Regions from separate parts of the Homo sapiens genome. Here region 1 is linked to region 2. Evidence: chromatin contacts called from ENCODE Hi-C data. All regions are on one chromosome and are shown on one strand. The core of a region is the stretch at or near the end of the contact, and the rest is flanking DNA. Distances in the headings are between cores, read along the strand shown.

The links. A loop is a pair of places that touch in the nucleus more often than their neighbours do. Pooled maps may share reads with other maps.
Region 1: a map of CD8-positive, alpha-beta T cell shows a loop between it and region 2 (15-fold over the local background). The contact joins the promoter of CCDC150 here to the promoter of PLCL1 in region 2. A Hi-C loop is called at or near these places in 3 of 168 maps with a recorded cell type or tissue (CD8-positive, alpha-beta T cell and naive thymus-derived CD4-positive, alpha-beta T cell) and 7 of 50 pooled maps.

The regions. Positions count from the first base shown.
Region 1 is chr2:196,635,982-196,641,496 of GRCh38, forward strand. It overlaps CCDC150 (coiled-coil domain containing 150), which reads left to right and starts at 3,734. Exons shown (of 28, transcript NM_001080539.2): 1 at 3,734-3,797. The coding sequence starts at 3,786. It overlaps LOC105373823 (a long non-coding RNA gene), which reads right to left and starts at 3,704. Exons shown (of 2, transcript XR_923747.3): 1 at 3,415-3,704; 2 at 2,447-2,586. RefSeq lists enhancers at 3,246-3,465, 3,486-3,535, 3,520-4,057, 4,058-4,595.
Region 2 is chr2:197,803,241-197,808,816 of GRCh38, forward strand. It overlaps PLCL1 (phospholipase C like 1 (inactive)), which reads left to right and starts at 1,353. Exons shown (of 6, transcript NM_006226.4): 1 at 1,353-2,099. The coding sequence starts at 1,860. It overlaps LOC105373828 (a long non-coding RNA gene), which reads right to left and starts at 1,306. Exons shown (of 4, transcript XR_001739850.3): 1 at 469-1,306. RefSeq lists a silencer at 1,400-1,529.

The DNA of each region.
Region 1 (5,515 bases), core at 2,484-4,983, 1.2 Mb before region 2:
TTCCATATAAGTACATAGACATTTTCCTCATAAAAAAATTTTTATTGTGAAAATAATTTTAGACACACAGAAAATTTGTAAGAATGGCATAGTAAATACTCACATACCACCACCTGGATTTCCTTATTTTCTTTGATAAACATGGTATTTGATTGTGTGAAGTTAATTCATATATTTCTCATTGAATAGTTAGATGCTGAAAATTCTGTCTTACCCCACTGCTGTCAGATGGGGTGGAGAATGGTAGGAGATGGAGTCTAACCAAAATGCATAAGCTTTGAAGCGAGATAGAGCCAACTCCAAATAACCATTCTGTCACTTATTGGCTGTATGGCCTTTAGGCAAGTTACTTAACTTCCCCCGGTGTCAGTTACTTCATAAGTAAAATGAGAATATAACTACTACACCAAAGGTTACAGTCAGAATCATGTGGTGATATGATAAAGTACAAAAGAGTACTTTAATCTTAGGAAAGGTAAAATAGAGCTGCAGCAGTGTCATCATAGCCTTGACCTTATTCATAAGTTTGGTTAATGGAACAAGGTGAAAATCTACCTGACTATAAAATTTAGTTGGTGGAGCTAAGTGACAGAGACCGTATAAGAAGCACTGTTATCCTTGGCCATTTCAATTAATAGAATTATCTTCTCAGCCGTGGCCGGGCGCGGTGGCTCACGCCTGTAATCCCAGCACTTTGGGAGACGCGAAGTGGGCGGATCACGAGGTCCAGAGATCGAGACCATCCTGGCTAACGTGATGAAACCCCGTCTCTACTAAAAATACAAAAAAATTAGTGGGGCGTGGTGGCGGGCACCTGTGGTCCCAGCTGAGGCAGGAGAATGGTGTGAACCCAGGAGGCAGAGCTTGCAGTGAGCAGAGATCAAGCCACTGCACTCCAGCCTGGGCGACAGAGTGAGACTCCGTCTCAAAAAAAAAAAAGAATTATCTTCTCAGCCTTGGGCTGATTCACCAGTTCATTAAAAAGCCAAAGACTCTTTCAAATCCTAATCTCTATACCCAGAGCCAATACTTTACCAAAATATCTGGATTGCCCACATAAGGTGAGGAGCCAGTTAGTGAATTTGCCATTTTTATTCTTTTATTTTACCAACAAGATATGAAAACTTTGGGTGTTCTGTTTGCATTTCTTTGTCCACGGAATACATTTCCAACTCCAAGGGGAAGTAGTTGCAGGGAACTTTACTGCCATTCGTGTAACTACAATGTCAAATCATCTGCAGCGTATATTCTATTTGGAGGCCTTTTCCTGGCTTACAAGTAGAGAGTGAAACACAGCCTCTATTAGTAGAGCCGTTTCAAAATTTATTCATTCACTCACCTAACAAAAACTTTCCAAACCCCTACTGTGTGCCGGGCATTGTACTTGGTGTTGAAAAGAAAAAAACAAATTCCTGTCCTTAAGTAGCTTACAGCTCAAATAAGGGGAAATAAGATACATTGACAATTATGAAGTGCTTTGGGAGAGAATAGAATGGCTTCACAGAAGAGGCTAAGTTTCTGTTGAGCTGGTGAGACTGACAAGAGGAAGGCCGTGCGCAGCAGAGTGAGCATAACCTGCAAGCACAAAGACATTCTATGGTAGCAGGCTTGACTTCAGAGTTCCACTGGGGCACTAGGTGCAGAGTAGGCTGGAGGGTTTGGCTGAAGCTATTACCAGTTTGGTCTTCATCCTGCTCAATGGAAAACTTTTCGTTCAATGGGGGAACGATTAAATGTTTTTAAGCAAAGACCTGAGATAATCAGATTTACTTTTTTAAAAGATCTGGTAGCCATATGAAGGATACTTTGGAAGGGGTAATAGGAAAACCAGTTAGGAGGTTATCGCAGTGAAACAGAATGTGGTCTTCATGGAATATCTAGGATTTCCGTGAATGAAATGATCTTGTTTGATAAATGGGGTAATGTCTGAGAACTATTTATCAACTGAAAATCAAGAGGGAAATCAGCAAGAAAATCGGTATGTTTGGCATTATTTCAATCAAAATCCTGGCAGAATTTTTGTAGGTATCAACAAGTTGATTCAAAAAATTTGGGAGAAAGGTAAAGGAACTAGAAAGTTAAAGGAACAGCCAAAACAAATTTGAAAAAGGACAAAGTTGGAGGACTATACTCCCTGATTTCAAGTTTATTGAAGACTTCAGGTCCTTTTCTCTAACTCTGTAATTGCTTAAGTTCTTATACGGTTTGCCAGACAGTGAATAAGGGAAAACAAATGAAAAACACGAATTTAATCAGTTTGGTTCCCTGACTGCTGCTTAATATGGAGATTTGAGGAGAAGGTGAAAACTCTCATTACACAAAAACACGTGGATACATGTATCACTCATCTCTTAATTCCACTGATAAACCAGAGGTCATTGCAAGATAAAACATACATAATGAAAATAATTGGCTGTTTGCACTGACGCTTTAAAATACATTTTCATTTCCTATTAAAAGCTTTATTTGGTCCCTTTCTCTGAATAATGTATGCAGTGCTCATTTCTCTTCACCGGATCGGCTCAAAGCTTGATGAATATGGCTGTGGTTTGATGGGCAGTCTCTGCATCTCACATTGAGGCTCCGCTATGAAAAGAATTAGAATAGCAAGATCAATTGTCAGGCTAAGTAAATGAGCTCTCATCTCGGATCTGATTGCTTATATGAGAGGGCTGAAGTGATTCTTGGCTGCACTCTCAGGGAGAAGAGAGAAATGCATTTTAATTGCCCTGGCAGGGATAACAGGTGTTCTGTCCAGCTACCAAAACGCAAAGCCGCGTCTTTGCACTATAGAAGGCTTTCCCTTAAGTGAGAATACATATTCTTAAAGCAAAACAACTCAGAAACGCTGGTGTGGTGATGCACGCCTGTAATCCCAGGACTTTGGGAGGCCGAGGTGGGCGGATGGCTCGAGCCCAAAGAGACCAGCCTGAGCAATATGGTGATGACCCCGCCTCCACGAAAAAATACAAAAATTAGCCAGACGTGGTGGCGCGCGCCTGTGGTCCCAGATACTGGGGAGGCTGAGATGGGAGGATCGCTTGAGCTCGGGAGGTCGAGGCTGCAGTGAGTCGAGATCGCACCACCGTAATCCACCCTTGGCGACAGAGGAAGACCCTATCTCAAAAAAGCAAACCACCAAAAAAACCAGGGACAGCTCAATGCTCTTTTCCGTTTCATAGCTACTTACACTCAGATTTACAAATACCTATTAACTTGTAGACAGGGCAAGAAATAATTTATGCTGAAGAGACGAAAGACCTGAAAACAGATTTCTGTGTTTTACTCTCCATGTGGCCATCATGGACGAGGACGAAGAGGGACTTGATTTTTCCTTTAACGAGAAGAATGTTTAAGCTCTGAATTTTTAACCAATTTTTATGCTCGTTACTCTGCTGTAGGGTATGTATTTACCAAGATTAGCAGAACACCGCGAGTTCACCAGGCGGAGACAAGTCACTGTGAAGTGGGCAGCACAGGACCCCCCGGAGGGCAGGCGCCGGAAACTACATATCCCGGCGTGCCCCGCTCGCGAGCACAGTGGAGCCTGCCGCCATTCGGTTCACGGCGCTACGCATTCCCTGAGCGCCGCCGGATGCCGGCCTGGGTCCCGCCCAGGGCTGAGGGCCCTCCTGGGCCGGGAAAACTACAGTTCCCGACATGCCCTGCCACGGGTGCGCCTGCGTACCGGAGCTACTGCGCCGGGGAGCGGGTTGGTTTAAAATGCTGTGTTAGTTCCACGGAAACCCGCTCGCCTGCTGCAGTACGGAGCCTCAGGCGGACAGATGGACTGTAAGGTGAGGCTGCCGGGCCCCGGGCTGGTGAGGGGTGGTCGGAGGCTCGCGAGGCTTCGGCTCAGATAAGGACAGTCACCACTCCCTGGCGCCCTCTCCCTGTCCTGACGGAGTCCAGTCTCACTCCCTGGACCTCAGGGCCCTGATTTAAGGCGCTTTGGCGTTGGCTGCCGGTGAAAGCCATTTAGGAGCGAAGTTTGCATTGGCCTGGCTCCAGCTGAGGGATGGGAGATAGCCACCGAAGCCTCCAGATAAGCCCAATACCACCTTTATTTATGTGTTAAGTTGGAGTTTAATAGGTTCCTGGGAAGGCTATTTCGGCGTTAATGTTTGATTTTTGCCACCAGTTAATCCTCCCTGGCTTGCTTACCAGAATATAGGTGTCAGGAATTTGCACTTGTTCTTTACGGTTTCCGCAGTACCTGGCGCTCTTGCTAGAACGGAATAGACATTCGTTAAATTCCTGTCGAAGTATTCTCCTGTTTATTTACCACCTATAATTTCCCAGGCACTGTATTAGGCTCTAAAGATAGAAAAATGTCTATTTTTAACCCCACTTTAGAGAAGTTCGTATTAGTCCGTCTTAAATGCCCCCCAACACATGCTTCTAATTTGTTAATCTTGGCGTGCTCAGGACTAGGTCCTTTAATCCTTTGTGTTCTCTGTTATCCCGCCTTATGGTTTTCTTGAGCTCTTCAGAAATTAGTCTCCAGTCCACACCTCACCCCCAAACTTCAGATCCACAAATTCAATAATGTATTTGGTATCTTTCATGTTTTAAATTTGACATTTTAAAAACTACTCTTTATCTTTTCCACAAAACGGATTCTTCCTTAATAAGTTTGCATTGTCTCAGTGATAGCACCATCCAGGCCAAAAACCCTGTAGTAATCTTGGCTTCTTCCTTTCCCTCATATCTCATATCTAATGCATCAGCAAAAGCTATCTTTCAAGTATATCTAACCACTAACCACTTCTTACAGTAGGAATACCGCTGCTGTCACCTTGGTTCTGGCCAGCAGCATCTCTACTTCTGCTTTTGTTCTTCCACCATTTGGAGTGGGAGGGAGTCAAAATGATCCAGTTAAAAGGAAAGTTGGATAGCATTCCTCAGCTATAGACCTCCAGTGACTCTGAGAATCACTGACAGCAAAAGCCAGACTTCTACAATGGCCTTCAAGGCTCTGTGTATTCTGTTTTTTGTTTTTTTGAAACGGAGTCTCGCTCTGTCGCCCAGGCTGGAGTGCAGCAGTCTCAGCTCACTGCAAGCTCCGCCTCCTGGGTTCACACCATTCTCCTGCCTCAGCCATCCGAGTAGCTGAAACTACAGGAGCACGCCACCACGCCCGGCTAATTTTTTTTTTATTTTTATTTTTGTATTTTTAGTGAGACGGGGTTTCGCCGTGTTAGCCAGGATGGTCTCGATCTCCTGACCTCTTGATCTGCCCGCCTCGGCCTTCCAAAGTGCTGGGATTACAGGCGTGAGCCACCGCGCCCAGCCGTATTCTGGTTTTATTATTACCGTCTGACCTCATCTCTCAATGTTCTCTGTGTTACTCCTTCCTCTCCAGCCAAACCCACCTCTTTATTATGTGCGGACTCATCAGACCTTCTAACTTCAGGCCTTTGCACTTGCTGTTTCCGTCTTCTGGGCCTTTCTGCCCTCTGATATCTATATAACAGGTCTTTGCTCAAATGTTATGAGGCCTTCTTTGACCACC
Region 2 (5,576 bases), core at 103-2,602:
TGTTTAAAGAAAAGGCAAAGTCAAGCCTTCTCAGTATTCCCTAGTAGTTGATAAATGTCAAATCTGAAACCTCCCAAGTGCCCCTGCCAGTTCTGGCTGGTTGTAGCCCAGAGGAGACAGATAAAGTAGTGAAGAGATTATCGGAGGAGTTGGGTGGCTGATTCTAATTTTGGCTCCTGCACTAACTAGTAGACAAGACTCCCTGGGCCTTTGTCTCAACCGTAAAACAAAAATGATGTCCTAGTTGATCCCTAAATCCCCATATATCTCTAAAATTATGAGATTCAAACCAAATTGTTGGTCTAAAATGCTGAATAATTTCTCATGCTGTTAGCCAGACTAAGGAACAAGTAAAATCTCAAATTATTAAATTATTAATAAGATAAAATGTAATGTTATAAGTGAGGTTTAATATAGATTCTAATATCAAAGGAGTTTAAAATTAAAATGCCAAGTCTTTTGTCTTACCAGGGAGCCTTAGGACCATGGTTTGCATCTGAGCATTCTGTGGATAATTTCAGTGACTTAACTCATCATCCAAAGATCTCTCCCTTCTTGGTTGCTAGCTTACTGGAAATGAGCAAAATATGTTTTTATATAGGATTATATAGAGAAAGGAGGCTGAACCATTGTCAAATAGGAATGTTTTAGGATAGAGACTAAACTCCCCACCTGCATTTATCTGACTTGGATTATATCTGTGCTTTTTAAGAGTCAGTCTTCGGAGGGATTTAGTTGGTTCAGTTTCCTTTCACCCTCATCTCTTTCACTGACTCCCTTTCCTTGTTATATTTACTCACACTGCAGAATGACCTTAGAATCCTTTCCTGGAACCTGAAGCAAATTATGGAACCCCAAGATCCCAGTAAACCCTAGTTTATCTCTGCATGGACTTGACTTCTAAGAATTGGCCTGAGAGCCTGCAATTAACCTGTGACCACGCAAAGCTTCACCCCGTCACCCCAAACGCTTAGACATTCATACTCAATACCCACTTTCCTCCAAATTGCTTTGTTTGGCAGAAGAAGGTTTCTTTCTCCCCTCTCCTTCACCCAACCTGGATTTTTGTTGCATCTCAGGCTCATTTCGCAAATCTAAACTTCCTAAAATATACACGGAGCGCCTCCGGGTTTGCACACGCGCGCGCGCGGGTACACCCTGGCTCGAGTACATTAGCCCCGCTGGGCCGGCTCCCAGTTGCAGAACACATTCCATTCTTCGCGCTCGGGCACACCCCTCCGCAGTGAGGATTGGTCGGGCCGAGCCCCCTCGGCGAGGCGAGGCTCCTAAGAGGCCCAGACGCCTGCCAATCCCCAAGGGCTGTCAAAACAAGTCTCCCTCCCTGTCACAACAGAGCTGAGTGGAGGCCGCCGCCGCCGCCGCACTTCCTGGGACCGCTGCGCCGCAGTCCGCGGGCAGGTGGCGGGTGCGCCCGGCCGCAGTCGCCCGGCTCTGGCCCCTATCGGGCCGCCGGCGTCCGGGCTCCAGAGGCCGCCTGGCTGGGCGCCCGGTGCCTTTTGTCTGGCGCAGGGCCGGCGTTTGCATCACATTTCGGATACCTCCCTCTCTTTTTCGCCTCTCCTTCTGCCTCCCGCTCACATCGCCTCCCCACTCCCGCCACCGTCCCCCGCCGGACTGCTAGCCTCCTAGACCGAAGCCCGAGGACGTCTCTGCCCGAGCGATGTCCCCTCTCCAGAAAGTTGCCGCCGCCGCCGCCGCCGCCGCCACTGCCGCCGCTGGGCGGTGAAACAAAGTCTGGCGGGGCCGCCTCCCGGTGCAGGAGCGCACCGGTGCCTAGCGGCTGGACTCCGCTGCCGGGCGTCCCGCTTTCCCCCGGGGAGCCCTAAACGCTCCAGGCCATGGCCGAGGGCGCGGCCGGCAGGGAGGATCCGGCGCCGCCCGACGCGGCGGGGGGCGAAGACGACCCCCGAGTGGGCCCGGATGCCGCCGGGGACTGCGTGACGGCGGCCTCTGGGGGCCGGATGAGGGACCGTCGCAGCGGGGTCGCACTGCCAGGCGCCGCGGGGACCCCAGCGGACAGCGAGGCGGGCCTCCTGGAGGCAGCACGGGCGACCCCCCGGCGCAGCAGCATCATCAAGGTAAGCAAAGCCGCGCCGCACCGGGAGCGTGGCTGTGGGTGATGGGTGGGTCAGGGACCCGGGCAGGATGTGCGGTGTCCGGAGGCATCCGGGCTCAGCATTGTTTTCTCCCACCTCCTTCAACGCCAAACCTTCCTTCCTTATCCGGAGGTTCCCAGACTCAGCTGTCAGCCACGAGACGCACAAGTGACTTTTTCTCCCCACTGACGGCAGAGGAAAAGTTCCGCTCTGCGTCTTTGCGTTCTGATGGATGCTTTCCCTCATTTTCTCTGCAAGCTTCACTAAACCGTTGATGGAGGGAGGAAGGGAGAACTCTGGATAAATGCAGACCCACCGGATGGTTGTGCATTGCTTTCCAATGAAGGGTTAGCTTTTCCCATACAATGAAGAAAATGCACAGCTTACTCTCAAGTGTAAAAAAAGAATCCCTCTAGACTTAAATGATCCCGAAATCCCAAGATGTGTGAACTTTCCCGGTAGGGAGGCAGAGTTTTAAGTGGACCCTGCATCACAGTAAAGAGCAATGCAAGAGCCCAGAGTTTTTGCGCTGCAGAAAGCACAACCGGAAAGCAATCAATCCCCCAAGCATTATCACTGGTCCTTGTGGTTACCACCACATCCAGGGAAAACGCTTCCTGACCCGCTAATCACCTCACAGAATTTCTCTCCATCCATTTGGCAAGGAATTTGTAAACCTCTTTCCTCCCCTTTCTCTTTCCATCTTCCTTCCACTTGGGGCTTGTTTCTTCTGTTCGAGATTTCCTCTTTTGGGAGCATGACTTTGGGGTAAGGTTATTTAGGAAAGAACCCTCGCACAGGCTCTGGAAAAGGGCCTCAGTGTAAATGCATGTGAGTAATCAATCAAATGTATGTCAGATTAAAATTGATTTTGGTGGAGCAGTCAGTATAAAACGATATGTATGTATGTATATATGTAAGTATATATGTGTGTGTGTACATACACACACACACATCCCTCAATGACAATGAAAGATGGACTTTTACTTACTATTGAATTTATTGGGTTCACTAATATATTCAAAAGCTCTGTTCAGGGTTAAGCTGCGTAACCAGTGCATCACGCATGTTGCAAGCTCCCAGCACCAGCTTAGGTAGACTAACCACAGAATGTGGCTCCAGTAAAGTCTTTTTCCCAACACTGACACATGGAAGTTTAAAATCAGTGGAGAGGTTTCTATAATATATAAAGAAGAGTGGGTGGTAATTACAAATGGCTTGTAGTAGTTTCTGTTATTTTGTGGCTTTTTGATTATGTAACAGGAGTGTTCTATTCTGGGTGTGAATTTGGACAAAGGGAAATTACTATTTTGTTTTTAACCCACAGGTCAGAAAGCACACTGTTTTCAAACTTAAAAAACATCACAATTAGGAAACACATACATTTTGGATTCTACTGTATTGATACTACATGGTGTCCTGTGTGTGTAAAACAGGCACTGCAAGAGACTTTAAAATATATGACAATAAAGAGCAAACGGCTCTATAATGTTGTAAAAAACAAAAGTAATGGAGTATAAGGAATATACAAATTCTTGCAACTGAGTTTGCCACTTGTGAATTGTACTATGCTGGTTTATATTCTCAGAAGGGTCATTGCTGAGTAATGGTGCCTCTTTTGTTTTGAAGTTTCTTTTTGTGACAAAAAAGGAGGGAGACAACAGAATATTAACTTGATTTTTCCCCTATTTAATAGTAAATGCAATTAACATTTGGTAAATGGCCTTTAAAATTAAAGATATTAGAAAATAAAGTGAATTATTATGTTAGGTTTTTATTGGAAAAGTAGCACATACATATAATTTAAAAAATCAAATGTTGCAAAGGAGTGTGAAGGAAAGACCCTCAGACACTCCACATTCCCACTTATGTAGTCCACCCTCATAGATGTTAACACTTTCTTATGTATGCTTCCAAAATATTCCATGCATGTGTAAGCAGATATATCTATATGTGTCTATGATGAACTATAGCAGCTCCTGATTTCTACAAAAAAATCTGGCTAGAGTTTTACAAGTCTCATAGTTTTAAGCATTTTTGAAGCCTAGAGGGGGTAATCTGGTAGGTCTTTGGTGGGCAGCAGTCATTGGGGTCTGTTCCCAGAGGCCTTAACGCCCTTCTAAGGAGAAAAAAAGGCAGGTGGTAAGCTCTGTTCCACTCCGTCTCTGAGATCAAGAACCTTTCTGGTGACATTCTTGAATCTGCTGCCCTGTGGTTTGTTCCCTTTAGCATAGTAAAAATGAGTTTCCAAAAAAAGTTTAGATCATATAAGAAATACATAGCACATGTTCTATATTGAGAGAAAATGCATTTTTCACAGTTTTGCCAAGAGATTTTTTTTTAAATTTGGCATTGAAATGTACACAAAGAAGAAAAGCTTTAGTACATTTTAATCAAAATATTAAATGCTGTTCCAAATAGCTGTAGTGCAGTAATAATTGATATTCATAATGCTGAGCCACTGAAAGGTTGTGAATCATCAAATATTAAATTCTTGTCAGCTCAATTTAAGGTATTGTTTCAGAATAGTGCTATCCTGACAGAAAACAGACTGTCTTGTATATTAATAAAAAGAATGTTTTTAGTAAATTTGCCCTCCATAATTTGTGAAAACATGTGTTTAGTTGAAAAAACAATTTTCTTCTGAGCTGAGGAAAACAATGACAACATTTATCTGTATGCATCTTCAGAAATTCTTTCTACTGACATTGTGTTTCTTCCCCACATATAACCAATCCTAGGTTTAAAAACGTTCAATGTGAGAATTAAACTAAGTTTTTTTAAAATCTGTCTACTTTTTCCTATATTTTTCTGTGTGATTGTTTCAACAGCATTGACATTGATAAATGCTGCATGTTTTTTGGTAAGCGCATTGTTATATACCACAATAATGCAATAGAATCCATTTTAATTTCTTCTTGATGACTTGTGGTTTGAAATGACAAGTTGGATACCTGCAGTATTGATAATCTCTAAAAGTTGTTTACTATTCTGCATTTGAATATATTTCTAATTAAGAAATAAGACCATTTATTTATCTGGTATTTGATATCAAACTTATAGCATTTAAAATATTTAACATTTTAGATTATTGCTTATAGCCCTATAATCTGCTGCCCTGTGGTTTGTTCCCTTTAGCATAGTAAAAATGAGTTTCCAAAAAAAGTCTAGATCATATAAGAAATACATAGCAAATGTTTTATATTGAGAGAAAATGCATTTTTCACAGTTTTGCCAAGAGTTTTTTTAAATTTGGCATTGAAATGTACACAAAGAAGAAAAGCTTTAGTACATTTTATATTAATCAAAACATTAAATGCTGTTCCAAATAGCTGTAGTGCAGTAATAATTGTAATGTTTTGGAAATAGGAAGCAGCATAGCTTATTTACTATATTAGTTGGTGGAAACTGAGCTACATGTGTATTTTAAAAATAGCAGTTGATTTTTCTTCCATTGTA